2 separate regions of the Homo sapiens genome follow, and region 2 is linked to region 1. Evidence: chromatin contacts called from ENCODE Hi-C or POLR2A ChIA-PET data. All regions are on one chromosome and are shown on one strand. Each heading gives the region's core, a stretch centred on a gene start or an enhancer-like site at or near the end of the contact. The rest is flanking DNA. Distances are from core to core; before and after follow the strand shown.

What was found. A loop is a pair of places that touch in the nucleus more often than their neighbours do. ChIA-PET counts read pairs that join two places held with the same protein, here RNA polymerase II (POLR2A). Pooled maps may share reads with other maps.
Region 2: a pooled map shows a loop between it and region 1 (2.4-fold over the local background). The contact joins two enhancer-like sites. A Hi-C loop is called at or near these places in 4 of 50 pooled maps. POLR2A ChIA-PET finds 5 or more read pairs at or near these places in 2 of 52 experiments (PC-3 and activated CD8-positive, alpha-beta memory T cell).

Annotation. Positions count from the first base shown.
Region 1 is chr6:38,425,665-38,431,737 of GRCh38, forward strand. All of the region lies in intron 6 of BTBD9 (BTB domain containing 9), which reads right to left. Among named protein-coding and RNA genes, the nearest start is that of BTBD9-AS1, 53 kb to the right of the region's middle. Within about 2 kb of position 2,332, at least 2 of the 41 ENCODE cell types and tissues checked have a DNase peak (open chromatin) inside an H3K27ac peak, as active enhancers do.
Region 2 is chr6:38,569,183-38,575,255 of GRCh38, forward strand. All of the region lies in intron 6 of BTBD9 (BTB domain containing 9), which reads right to left. Among named protein-coding and RNA genes, the nearest start is that of BTBD9, 68 kb to the right of the region's middle. Within about 2 kb of position 3,174, at least 6 of the 41 ENCODE cell types and tissues checked have a DNase peak (open chromatin) inside an H3K27ac peak, as active enhancers do.

The sequences.
Region 1 (6,073 bases), core at 1,082-3,581:
GGAGGCTGAGGTGGGTCCTCCTCACTTGAGCACAGGAGTTTGAGATTAGTTTGGGCAACACAGTGAGACCCCATCACTACCAATAACTAAAAAAAAAAAAAAATTAGCAGGGCTTGGTGGTGTGTGCCTATAGTCTCAGCTACTCAGGAGGTGAAGGTGGGAGGATTGCTTCAGCCTGGGAGGTCAAGGCTGCAGTGAGCCATAATTAAGCCACTGCACTCCAACTTGGGTGACAAAGTGAGACCCTATCTCAAGAAACACATACACACACACACACACACACACACACACACAAACAAAAGCAAGCCCAGACCAGAAGCTATAAAAGCAAGCCCAACCAGAAGCTACGTGTGTCATAATTCTTGATGTCTTTACAAAAAGTAGGATCAGGATGGACCTCCAGGTGGAGAGGAGGGGCTGTCCAGAGCTGCTTCAAGCCTGTTCCCAGGGGATGCAGTAATTAATGAAGAATGTTTGATGTGGTATTGAGAAACAGGACTAGCTGGATTTCCTAGGCCGACTAAGAATCCCTAAGCCTAGCTGGGAAGGCCGCATCCACCTTTAAACACGGGGCTTGCAACTCAGCTCACACCCAACCAATCAGAGAGCTCACTAAAATGCTAATTAGGCAAAAACAGGAGGTAAAGAAATAGCCAATCATCTATTGCCTGACAGCACGGCGGGAGGGACAAGGATCGGGATATAAACCCAGGCATTCGAGCGGGCAACGGCAACCCCCTTTGGGTCCCCTCCCCTTGAATGGGAGCTCTGTTTTCACTCTGTTTCACTCTATTAAATCTTGCAACTGCACTCTTCTGGCCCGTGTTTGTTAGGGCTCGAGCTGAGCTTTTGCTCGCCATCCACCACTGCTGTTTTGCCGCCGTCGCAGACCCACCGCTGACTTCCATTCTTCCGGATCCGGCAGGGTGTCCGCTGTGCTCCTGATCCAGCGAGGCGCCTATTGCCACTCCCGATTGGGCTAAAGGCTTGCCATTGTTCCTGCATGGCTAAGTGCCTGGGTTCGTCCTAATTGAGCTGAACACTAGTCACTGGGTTCCACGGTTCTCTTCCGTGACCCACAGCTTCTAATAGAGCTATAACACTCACTGCATGGCCCAAGATTCCATTTCTTGGAATCCATGAGGCCAAGAACCCCAGGTCAGAGAACACGAGGCTTGCCACCATCTCGGAAGCAGCTTGCCACCATCTTGGAAGCTCTGTGAGCAAGGAACCCTGGTAACAGTATCATGTCTAGACAAAGAGAGAGACCATCCAGCCTCCAGTGTCCCCTGAAATGTCTCAGTGAAGCTTCAATTCCCCATCTCCCCAGATTCCCAGGTAGCGATTCTACGTTCTGTATCCTACATCCTAGGCCTGTAGGACCTCTCTGCCCTCCACAGCACCCTGATACCCATGTCCATTCTCCTGGACAAATAACCAAGAAACCACTGTACCTCTATCCCTTTATGGCAGTGCAGTTCAGCCATAGCTGAATATTAAAATCATCTGAGGAGCTTTAAAAAAAAAAAAAAAGCTGATGCCATGCTGAGTATGGTGGCTCCCACCTATAATCTCAGCTATTCAGGAGGCTCAGGCAGGAGGATTGCTTGAGCCCAGGAGTTTGAGACCAGCCTGGGCAACACAGCAAGACCTCCATTTCGAAAAAGGAAAAGAAAAAAGAAATACCGATAGCAGATGCACCCCAGACCAATTTCATTAGGTTCTCTGTGAGGTGAGCTCTAGGCACTGGGCTTTTGTAAAAGCTCCCCAAATGATTCCAGTGCACAGCTGGAGCTGAGAAAAGTACGCACCAGGGAGCTGGAGCAACCATATACTGCATGGGCTAGCCATGCACAGAAAAGATGCCTCCCTAGAAAGGAAAAGAGGAAATCCCTGCAGCTAGAAATGCTGGAGTTTTGTTTTTCTAACCTGTGTGTCAAAGTATTTGTGTGTGTGCTTATCAGTGAACCAAAAAGATTAAATTATAGTGGTCTCAAAAAACACCCCTGTCAACAATCAAGATAATTATAGGTAATGGAGAACTAACAAAAAGAAGAGAAAATCCACAAAGATCTGTTTCCACTGCATAAAATAAATATGAATTGCATTCTCTTAGGTCAACCATTCTCTACTTGACTAATTATAATGCAGCACAATAACGATGAGGTATGTTATTACCTGTACTGTGTTAACTAGAGTAAGTTTTATTTGATTGCAAGATTAAACTGTTCCTGTATGCTTAACCTTCATAGTTAGTTACTCCTGAACAGTGTAATGTTTGAGGGAACATTGCTCCTGGGCACTAGAAGTGTTAATGTTCAACATTTGCATAAGTCAAGGTACTTTTCTATATTTGCATAAAAAGAGGTAAGCAGGCCCCTTCAAAGGAATGAGGAACAAAGAGCAGCTACTCTGAGGGCTGAAAGTTCTAGGAAGGGAGCTTTTTGGGTGAGGGGGATAACAGTGGGGCAGAACAGGCACCAAAGATTAACGAGATATATCCCTGACATTTGAACATCAAAGGTGCTTCATGAAGGACCTTTTAAAAGGGGACTGAGAAGTTTGAAGTGGTCACTCATGCTTCTTCAGGAGTTGGGCCCTTGAAAGGAAAAGCAGCATTGCAATAGAATAGCACCCTGGTTGAATTGACCACTCCCATCTTTAGGCCCCCAAAAACCTTTGTACACAACTCTATGTTAGCATGTTAGCACTTGCTCTATTAATGCCCCACCCCCACCCACTCCCAACTAAAACTACGTTCTCTGTTGCCCAGGCTGAAGTGAGTGGCATGATCGCGGCTCACTGCAGCCTCGAACTCCTGGGCTCGAGTGATCCGTATTAAAGCATTTTTTTGGCACACTCTATAAGGTCCTTGAAGACACAGGGTCCATGACTTGTTTCTCTTTGTTTTCTCATGCATTCCCAACACCAAGAACAGTGTTTGATACAAAGCTCTCAAAAATGAGTAAATGAATGAACCAATGAATGGTTCCCAAACAACTGTTAAATAATACAGCTTATTCAGGCATTGGAATGATTTTTCGTTTTTTCTTTTTTTTTTTTTTTGAGATGGAGTCTCACTCTGTTGCCCAGGCTGGAGTGCAGTGGCGCGATCTCGGCTCACTGCAAACTCTGCCTCCCGGATTCACGCCATTCTCCTGCCTCAGCCTCCCGAGTAGCTGGGACTACAGGCGCCCACCACGCCCGGCTAATTTTTTGTATGTTTAGTAGAGACGGGGTTTCACCGTGTTAGCCAGTATGGTCTTGATCTCCTGAACTCGTGATCTGCCTGCCTTGGCTTCCCAAAGTGCTGGGATTACAGGCGTGAGCCACTGCGCCCGGCCCCAGAATGATTTTTCATTTGACTCTGTCATCTACTGCATTAGTTCTTTCCACTTGCCTATTATATTTTCTTCTAGGTTTCTGGTCAGGAGAGAGCCAAGAGCAAAATCCAGTGATACCCCATTAGATACTTCATGGGCATCACTGATTCAAGAACCAACAACTGGGCTGGGCATGGTGGCTCACGCCTGTAATCCCAGCACTTTGGGAGGCTGAGGCAGACGGATCACTTGAGGTCAGGAGTTCAAGACCAGCCTGGCCAACATAGTGAGACCCTGTCTCTACTAAAAATACAAAAATTAGCTAGGCGTGGTGGCAGGCACCTGTAATCCCAGCTACTCGGGAGGCTGAGGCAGGAGAATCGCTTGAACCCAGGAGGCGGAGATTGCAGTGAGCCGAGATCGCACCATCGCACTCCAGCCTGGGTGACAAGAGCAAGACTACGTCTCAAAAAAAAAAAAAAAAGAAAGAAAAACGGATTTGAATATAATTTTACCACCCTATTGAGCACCTTGCACACATACGTACTTAAATGTTAACCTATCCTTCCTCTTATTTGCAAAACGTCATAAGAAACTCCATCAAATACTTGGCTAAAATCAAGTTACACTGCATCTACAGTGTTGCTCCAATTTTCCAACAATAAAACCCTAAAGGAAAATCTATTTCGGAATGACTTATTTTCAGAAAATTCAAGTTGGTTACTAGTGTTACGCATTTTTTCTCAAATGCTCAGAAACTATCAGGTTAATTGCTAGTTCTAGAATGACTGCCAGGGACAAAAGCCAAGCCTCTTTGCATAGAGAATTTCTCCTTTTGGGGGAAAAACAATCACATATAATATTAGGCTTCTTGCTAAAAATTATGCTGAATGAAAATTCCAAAATCAGATCTGAAAGTTCTCTGAGCTTCCTGGGATGTAATTCAGCAGAACCTAGAGATCAGAATTAATTTAAAGTGGAAGATACTCATTTAATCTCCCTTTGATTCTCTTACCTACCCTGGGCTCCCATATCTTCTCAAACATGTTTGTTTTTTCCTTTCCTGTTTGAAGACCAAACTCCTTACTGAAGAAAAGTAAAGTAAGGTAGGAGATTATAATTCTGTTTTGTCACTGATAGCAAATAACATCAGATGATTTTTCCTAGGTAGGTACTATCCTTTTCCTTACTTTTTTTCCTTATTATTCAGAATGTGGCTTTAAACTTTTTTATTTTATTTTATTTTTTTAGAAATAGGTTCTCCCTCTGTTGCCCAGGCTGGAGTGCAGTGGCATGATCATAGCTCACTGAAGCTTCGAACTCCTGGGCTCAAGGGATCCTCTTGCCTAACCCTCCCAACTAGCTGGGATCACAGGCTTGTGCCACACCACACCCAACTTATGTTTTATGGGTTTTGTTTAGAGACAGGGTCTCATTATGCTGCCCAGGCTCATCTTGAACTCCTGGCCTCAAGCAATCTTCCCACCTTGGCCTCACAAAGGGCTAGGCATGACCCACCGCAGCTGAAAAAAAAAAATTTTTTTTTGAGACAGGGTCTTGCTCTGTTGCCCAGGCTGGGGTGCAGAGGCATGATCACAGCTCATTGCAGCCTTGAACTTCTGGGCTCAAATGATCCTCCTGCCTAGGCCTCTTGAGTAGCTGGGACTACCCTAAGTATTCCTGGCTAATTTTTGTTTTTTAAATTGTTGTAGAGACAGGGTCTCCCTATGTTGACCAGGCTGGTCTCGAACTCCTGGACTCAAGTGATCCTCCAGCCTCAGTCTTCCAAAGCGCTGGGATTACAGGCATGAGCTACTCCAATAGGATTTTCATTCCCATCACTCCACTGAAATGTTTCCTGACAAGGCTGCTATCAATTAATCCTGTGCCAACCCAATGGTCAGGTCTGTCCTGGTCTTACTCTTCTCAGCGTCATTTGATGTGGTTGACTTCTGTCTTTTAATGCTTTCTATACTTTGCTTTCACAATGCAGTACCCTTCAGGTTTCCCTTCTGTCCTTTGACAGCTCCTTCTCATTTCGTTGTTGACTCTACGCCTTTGTCTTGACCTCCAAAGGTGAAGGGCCCCATTCTTCAGTCTTTGTCTCTCTTCTCTTCTCTCCTCTCTCCATAGGAAATCTCACCCAGTCCCATGGTTTTCAATACCCATCTGTATGCTAATAACTCTCAAAGTTTATCTCCAGTCCTGATTTCTCTCCTGAGTTCCAGACTCATAAATCCTATTGCCTCTTCAATATCTCATGTGGACATACACTAATATTATGATTATGGGTAATAGTAATAATATTAACAGTAGCAGCAACAATAGCTAACATTTACTGAGAACACAGTATGTGTCCAGTTGTGTTTTAAGTGCTTCAGGGCATTAATACATTTAATTTTCATGTAAACCATATAGCATACATACTATTACCAACCCAGTTTCACAGATGAGGAAATTGAAATAATTTGTTCAATATTCCACAAGTAATAAATGCCAGAACCATGCATTTAAAAATTAAGATAGCCTTCAAAAACCCTAGATTCCCATCCCTCAAACCTGCTCCTCCCCATTGTCTTATCTACCATCATTCACACCCTTGCTCAAACAAAAAAATTCTCTCCTAATCTCTATCTACTCTGTCAGCAAATTCTGAATATAACCTGACTCTGACCACAGGTCTTCAATTCTACTGCTGGCACCCAATGCACATCCCCTATCATTTCTCCTCTAGACTGATAAATGAATAG
Region 2 (6,073 bases), core at 1,924-4,423, 140 kb after region 1:
ATACACATTATTTTGCCTGGAAGGGCAAAAACTATATCATGAAATTCTTGACAGCGGCCACTGTGTCTTGTTCATCTTTTTATGTCTGGCACCTAAATGAGGTGCCTACAATATAGCACGTGTTCAATAAATGTTTCTTGCGTGAATGTCTGAATGAATAAATCCCATAAGTAATAAAGTAGTATTCAGAAGAAAAATATGAGAAAAAAGATGTTTGATGATCAACATAGAAGGTGCTACCTGAACTTAATCCTGGGCCTAACTGCTTGGGAAGCAACTGTTAGCAGAGGCAAATATAGTTTTTGCCCTTTCAGAATGAAAAACAGGCAATGGCTATTTGTGGTAATAACAACAGGTGATTAATGTTAGTAACATCATCTCATGCAATAAGCTTATTAGGACACTAATTTATATTCTAAAATTATAAAATACAATGCAAAGGAAAAGGGCAATCCTGTTCTGTTTTCTCACACAAAAGAAGCTCAACATGTTATTATCCTCTAAACAAAACAAAACAAAGAAGCTTGGATTCAATTGAATAACTTAAGGACAAACAGTCATTTCTCAAAGGTCTTACTGAATATAAAACATGGCGGGGTTTTGGGGGATTTTTTTGCTATTGTTGTTGTGTTTTCCCCCTAATAAAAGGGTTCTAGATGAAAATAATAAACAGAAAATTTCCCAACTAAAAAAAAAAAGCAACTCAAGGTGTGAAGAGATCTTGTAAATAAAAATTTCCTAATATATGGAATTTGTTTCTAAACACAGTTTAATGAAAACAAGCTAGGATTCAAGAATATTAGGTTCACTCTATAATAATACTCTAAAATGATCTTATGGAGAACTAAGGGGCAGGAAAATTCGAAGCTCTACAAACAAACTGACAAAACATACCTAGATAAAGGATTGCTGCACTCCCTTTGGAGCATTTTAAAACAGAAAATATCCCCGGTTGTTCATCATCATTATTAGTATAATGTGTGTGTAGTCTGGGTGGCTGTGACCAGCACTAGTAGAATTTGGCCACAGCAGGTCCTCCCCTACAGGATTGCTGGAAACTGCTCCTTCCAAAGAGGTAGTAAGAGCTTCTTCAGGGCTCAATGCCTCCTTCTCCTACTCTAAGGTAGAGCTATTTCTTTACCTTGATTCTTGCATCAGCAATGTAATGTGGAGTCAGGCAGACCTGGTTACAAATTTAGCTTTTCTAAGGCTCAATTTCCTCACCTATAAAATTAAGTAGCGGTTTTTCTCCTACAGGACTATTGTAAGAATTACACAAGGTAATGAGATGTGCCTGACCCACAGAAGATACTCAATAAATGTTAGACTGTTCCCTTCCTACCACTTCTGAGGTCCTGTAACCTCATTTCTCTTTATCCTCATTCCTCTTTTCTTCTGTTTTCTGATTCCTTTTACATATTTAGAGAATCTATCTCCTATCTCCTTTGAGTTACTCCTCTCTTTCAAAATTCCAAAGGAAGGTTAAAAAATATATATATTTGCATGAAACTGAATAGCTGGACTACAGAAGCCCACATTTCTCCTATGCCTTGCAGATGACAACTCAAGAACTAGCTAGCAAGCACCAAAATATATACCTCTGGACTTTGGACATAATTAACGCTCCACATCAGCAGAAAGACTTAAATAGTACAAATAGTTTCACATGTTATTTCACAAATCACAGACTTTCAGAACAATTTATATTTAAATATGATGGTGTAAAAAAGCAATTTTTAAATTCTCTTTAGCTTCGAGTAAAATTGTTATAATTTAGTGACACCATGTGGCTACACTTTGCTTTGCATTCTTAGAAGAAAATGTTCCTCTATGAGGGTTGCTCTTGCTAGTTCAATTGTAATATCAAGGTTGTAGGTAGATGGACAACTCAAACTAAGTATGAACTAAAAAGATAACTTTTTAAAAAATGAAACTAATCCTGTTTCTTTTACATCTGAATAAGGCATTTCTTGAATTGTGAAGCTCTTCAGTCATAAGAAGAAAGTAAAGGCTCAGTATTATTCTAGCTAGGATTCTAAAGCAATCTAGTGAACACTGAATAATGTAAGAGTGTCTACCTTTAAAAGTAAATAGATACATCAATGCCCAGTTATGGGCAGAGGTGTAGGGAACAAAAGAGAAATGAAAGAAGACATATGTTATACAAGTGTTAATATAGCAGGGAAAGAATGCTTCCATAAATAGCAATGCTTATTTTCTCATTTATTTTATGTAGATCTATAGCACTATGTAAGTACTATAATCTAATGAGAATAGGTGAAAAAAAATTATGCTGTATCTATTGACACCAGGAATGAGGGGGGCCTAGAATGTATAGTAGCAATAAATGAGATTAAAATGCCATATACCAAAACACAGTAAAGTTAGAGTATTCCTCTAATGAGGTCTCCCACAGTAGACCAGCTACTGCCAAATAACATTCAATGTACACCAAAGAAAATATTTAGATGTTGTGTAAATATCTAAAACAATGGGCCAGGCATGGTGTCTCACACCTGTAATCCCAGCACTTTGTGAGGCTGAAGCAGTCAGATCGCTTGAGTCCAGGAGTTGAAGACCAGCCTGGGCAACATGGCAAGGCCCCATCTCTACTAAAAATAGAAAAAACTAGCTGAGTGTGGTGACACATGCCTGTAGTCCCAGCTACTCAGGAGGGTGAGGTAGAAGAATCATTTGAGCCCAGCAGGCAGAGGTTGCAGTGAGCCAAGATTGCACTACTGCACTCCAGCCTGGGTGACAGAGCAAGCCCATCTAAAAAACAAAGAAACAATCACACACACACACACACACACAAAACCAAAAACAAATAAAACAATGACCAGAAAATATCACCCCCTTCATCTCAGCTTAAAACACCTACCCCCCATCTCTGGCCTTTTCTAACCATCCTATTTAAAATAATCCTTCTCCCCTGACTTCTGTTACTATCACAGTACCATCTTTGCAACACTTATAATTATGTGATGTGCTTATTATTTGTTTGTTTTAATCTGTTTCTCCCAAATTCCAAAAGCACAGAAACCTTGGCAATCTTCTTCAGTGTTGTGGCCTCAATATCAAGTACAACAATAGCATAAAGTAGGCGCTTATTTGTTGAATGGGTGAGTGACGAATGAATACATAAAATCTATTTCCTTAGCTGGTGAAGCATGCCTAAATTTCCTGTTGTAAGTGAAAGTAGAACCATTCTAGTGAGATGTTTATCATCACTTACGGCCTCTAATGTGACTACAACAACCAGAAGACAGCCTAGCAGATGCTCTATGATACCCTTTCTTTTTTCTATGACACATATGGCACACACAATTTCTCATTCTAAGAAAAGAAGAAAAAGGAGGGAAGTGAACTACAATAATTAAAATACTTTCAGCAAGAATCAAAGAAATCAGTGGAACTGAGTAGGGTATATGCTAGAATCCAGCTCATCATAAATATGGCTGATCACATTAGGATAGCAAGAAATGATTATCAAATAAATGACTTTAATCAACTGACTATCCCTACCTGAAAAGATCTATGCAAAATATCCTGACTGTATTAAATACTTAAGATATAAGGCTTAAAAAAAAAAAACAAGTAGTGGAAAAAATATATATATATACATAAAAGTTTAACATACTTTAATATTAGAGTGAGGAATAATCTTCTAATCATAATACCAAGCCAGAAATCATTTAAAAGACTGACAGATTTGAATACATTTTTTAAAAAGTAAAATTCTATATGGCAAAAAGTACCAATAAAACACTAAAAATGCGTTAACAAATTTCATATATGACAGGCAAAAGGATAATGTCATATATATATATGTATTGATACAAAGTTCTCACAAGACAAAAAGAAAACTATCTCAGAAGAAAAATATGCAGAAGACAAAAACAGGCTTTTCATAAATAAGAAATTAACAAATGGCCAGTATTAAAAGATACTTTAACTCACCAATAAAGAAATTCAAAGTAAAATAGGATTTTTGTTTTAAACAAATTATGTATTACATTGGCAAAACGGTGACAGTGTCTGCATTGGTGAAGGTTCACAGAAAGGGGCATTTTTACATGCAATTGGTAGAAATTGAGTACAACATTTCCAGATGGCAAGTTTTATCAATATTTAAAATATATACATTATAACTTTATAATGAGAGATATTTCCATTTTGATAATTTTTTAAAAAAGGAAATAAAGAAAGAAACCGTTTTGTATTAACCAAGTTCATCTCTCCTATGCCAGACTCTAAATTGTCAATTTACACCCATCTCAACACCCTGTCTGGCCTTGTCTCCAGTAAACAACGCTCCTAATCCTCCTCTAAACTCTGACCAGCCCCTGAAGTAAATACCTCTCCCACCTACGCTCTTGTTCCCTCTCTCAACGGGCATAACCTTGAGAACGTTGCTTTTAGCCCTGCTTTCTTCTCTCTCAACTCCCAGGTTTTAGACCAAGATCCCACTTGCAATTCCAGCCACCAGTCACATGCACACTTTGAATTCTACTTCTATCCATTTTCGCTCATGTTCTAAAGTTTTCTCATTTTTCAGCAATATTATATGGCTGCCAAATTAACAGCACCATGTTGAGGAATAGCTCAAAATTTTAAGAGCACCCCCCAGAGTACTCAATATCCACCATTCATTACTAGTGTTTTCTGTTTAGTACTAGGCTCGATCATCTAAGAAAGCTGTGGAAAGGACTGGGAGAGAGTTTACCAGATAACCAAGAAGACAATTTGAAGGTTACAGATTATGGGTAAAGCGGAAATTGCCTTTCCTGAGAAAGAAAAGGCTGATAAGACATAACATGGTTCTCAAGGCATATGAAAAACTAAACATAAATTGATGAGTCACTTTTCTCCATCTCCAGTTAAAGGCTGAAGAGGATAACTGGTCTAAGCTTTTGGCTACATAGAGCAATCCCCACTTAACTCACGAACATTCCTAAAATGAGTCCAGAAAGGCAAAGCGAACCATTGCTCTGAGTTCATTATCATGGTTGGAATGTTCACACTGGCTTTGAAGCCTGATATTATCTGCCATTAGATAACATCGACTATCTTGGTGAGGTGAATGCTGACTGAATTACATTTGACAAGATAGATGAGTGGCAAATCTTATGTTATATATATTTTACCAACCAAAATATATGAAAACTCCTAGACATATACAAAGATAGGCCGGTTGTTAAGATAAAACTGTTTAAGGCATGTTTTGGACTGTATGTATGGGTTGGCGATACAAAAAAGTACCAAAAAGACTAGGGTCTTTAGAGGTTAGAGTGAGAGCCACCTCACAGTGAGAGCTACCGTGACCAACGAGGATGGCAGGGATGACTCTCTCTGAAGGTCAACCACCATTCAGGAGTTTCTGAAATTAGGAAAAATAATAAAAATGACTGCCATTTATTGAGTCCCTCCTTTCTGCCAGAACTGTGCTCTGTACATGTAAATGTGCTGTATCATCTAACTCTCACATCAAACCCCATGAAGAGGTGTTGGTATTCCTATTCTTTATGGATGCAGATACTAGGGCTCAGAGAGGCACAATCGTATTACAACACAAATATGAGGTGAAACAAAGATTTGAGAAGAGCTCTACCTAACTCCACAGCCCATTGTTTTAAACAAGAATTTGAGAAGAGTTCGACCTAACTCCACAGCCCACTGTTTTAAACAAGAATTTGAGAAGAGCTCTACCTAACTCCACAGCCCATTGTTTTTCTACTACACAGTTCTGATTTATATGCAGTTTAGCCTAAACTCAGAGAGAGGACGGGGTAATCTCAGATTTCTCATACATAAGGTATCATTTTTGTAAATGTATTAGATGTAATCTTTCATCAATACATGACACATTCTTCAGGAATAACCTCCAAATTCAGTTTCCTGAAGAAAAAACAAAGTAACCTTTGCAAACAGTTCAGAACCATTTACCATTACAGAGAATTTTCCAGCACTCATACATGTATTAATGAATACATTGATAAAAAGTCTCAAGGAATATATGTACATATTAATGTTCCCATCAATCTCTCTTCATTACATAGTCATTGCCTTGACA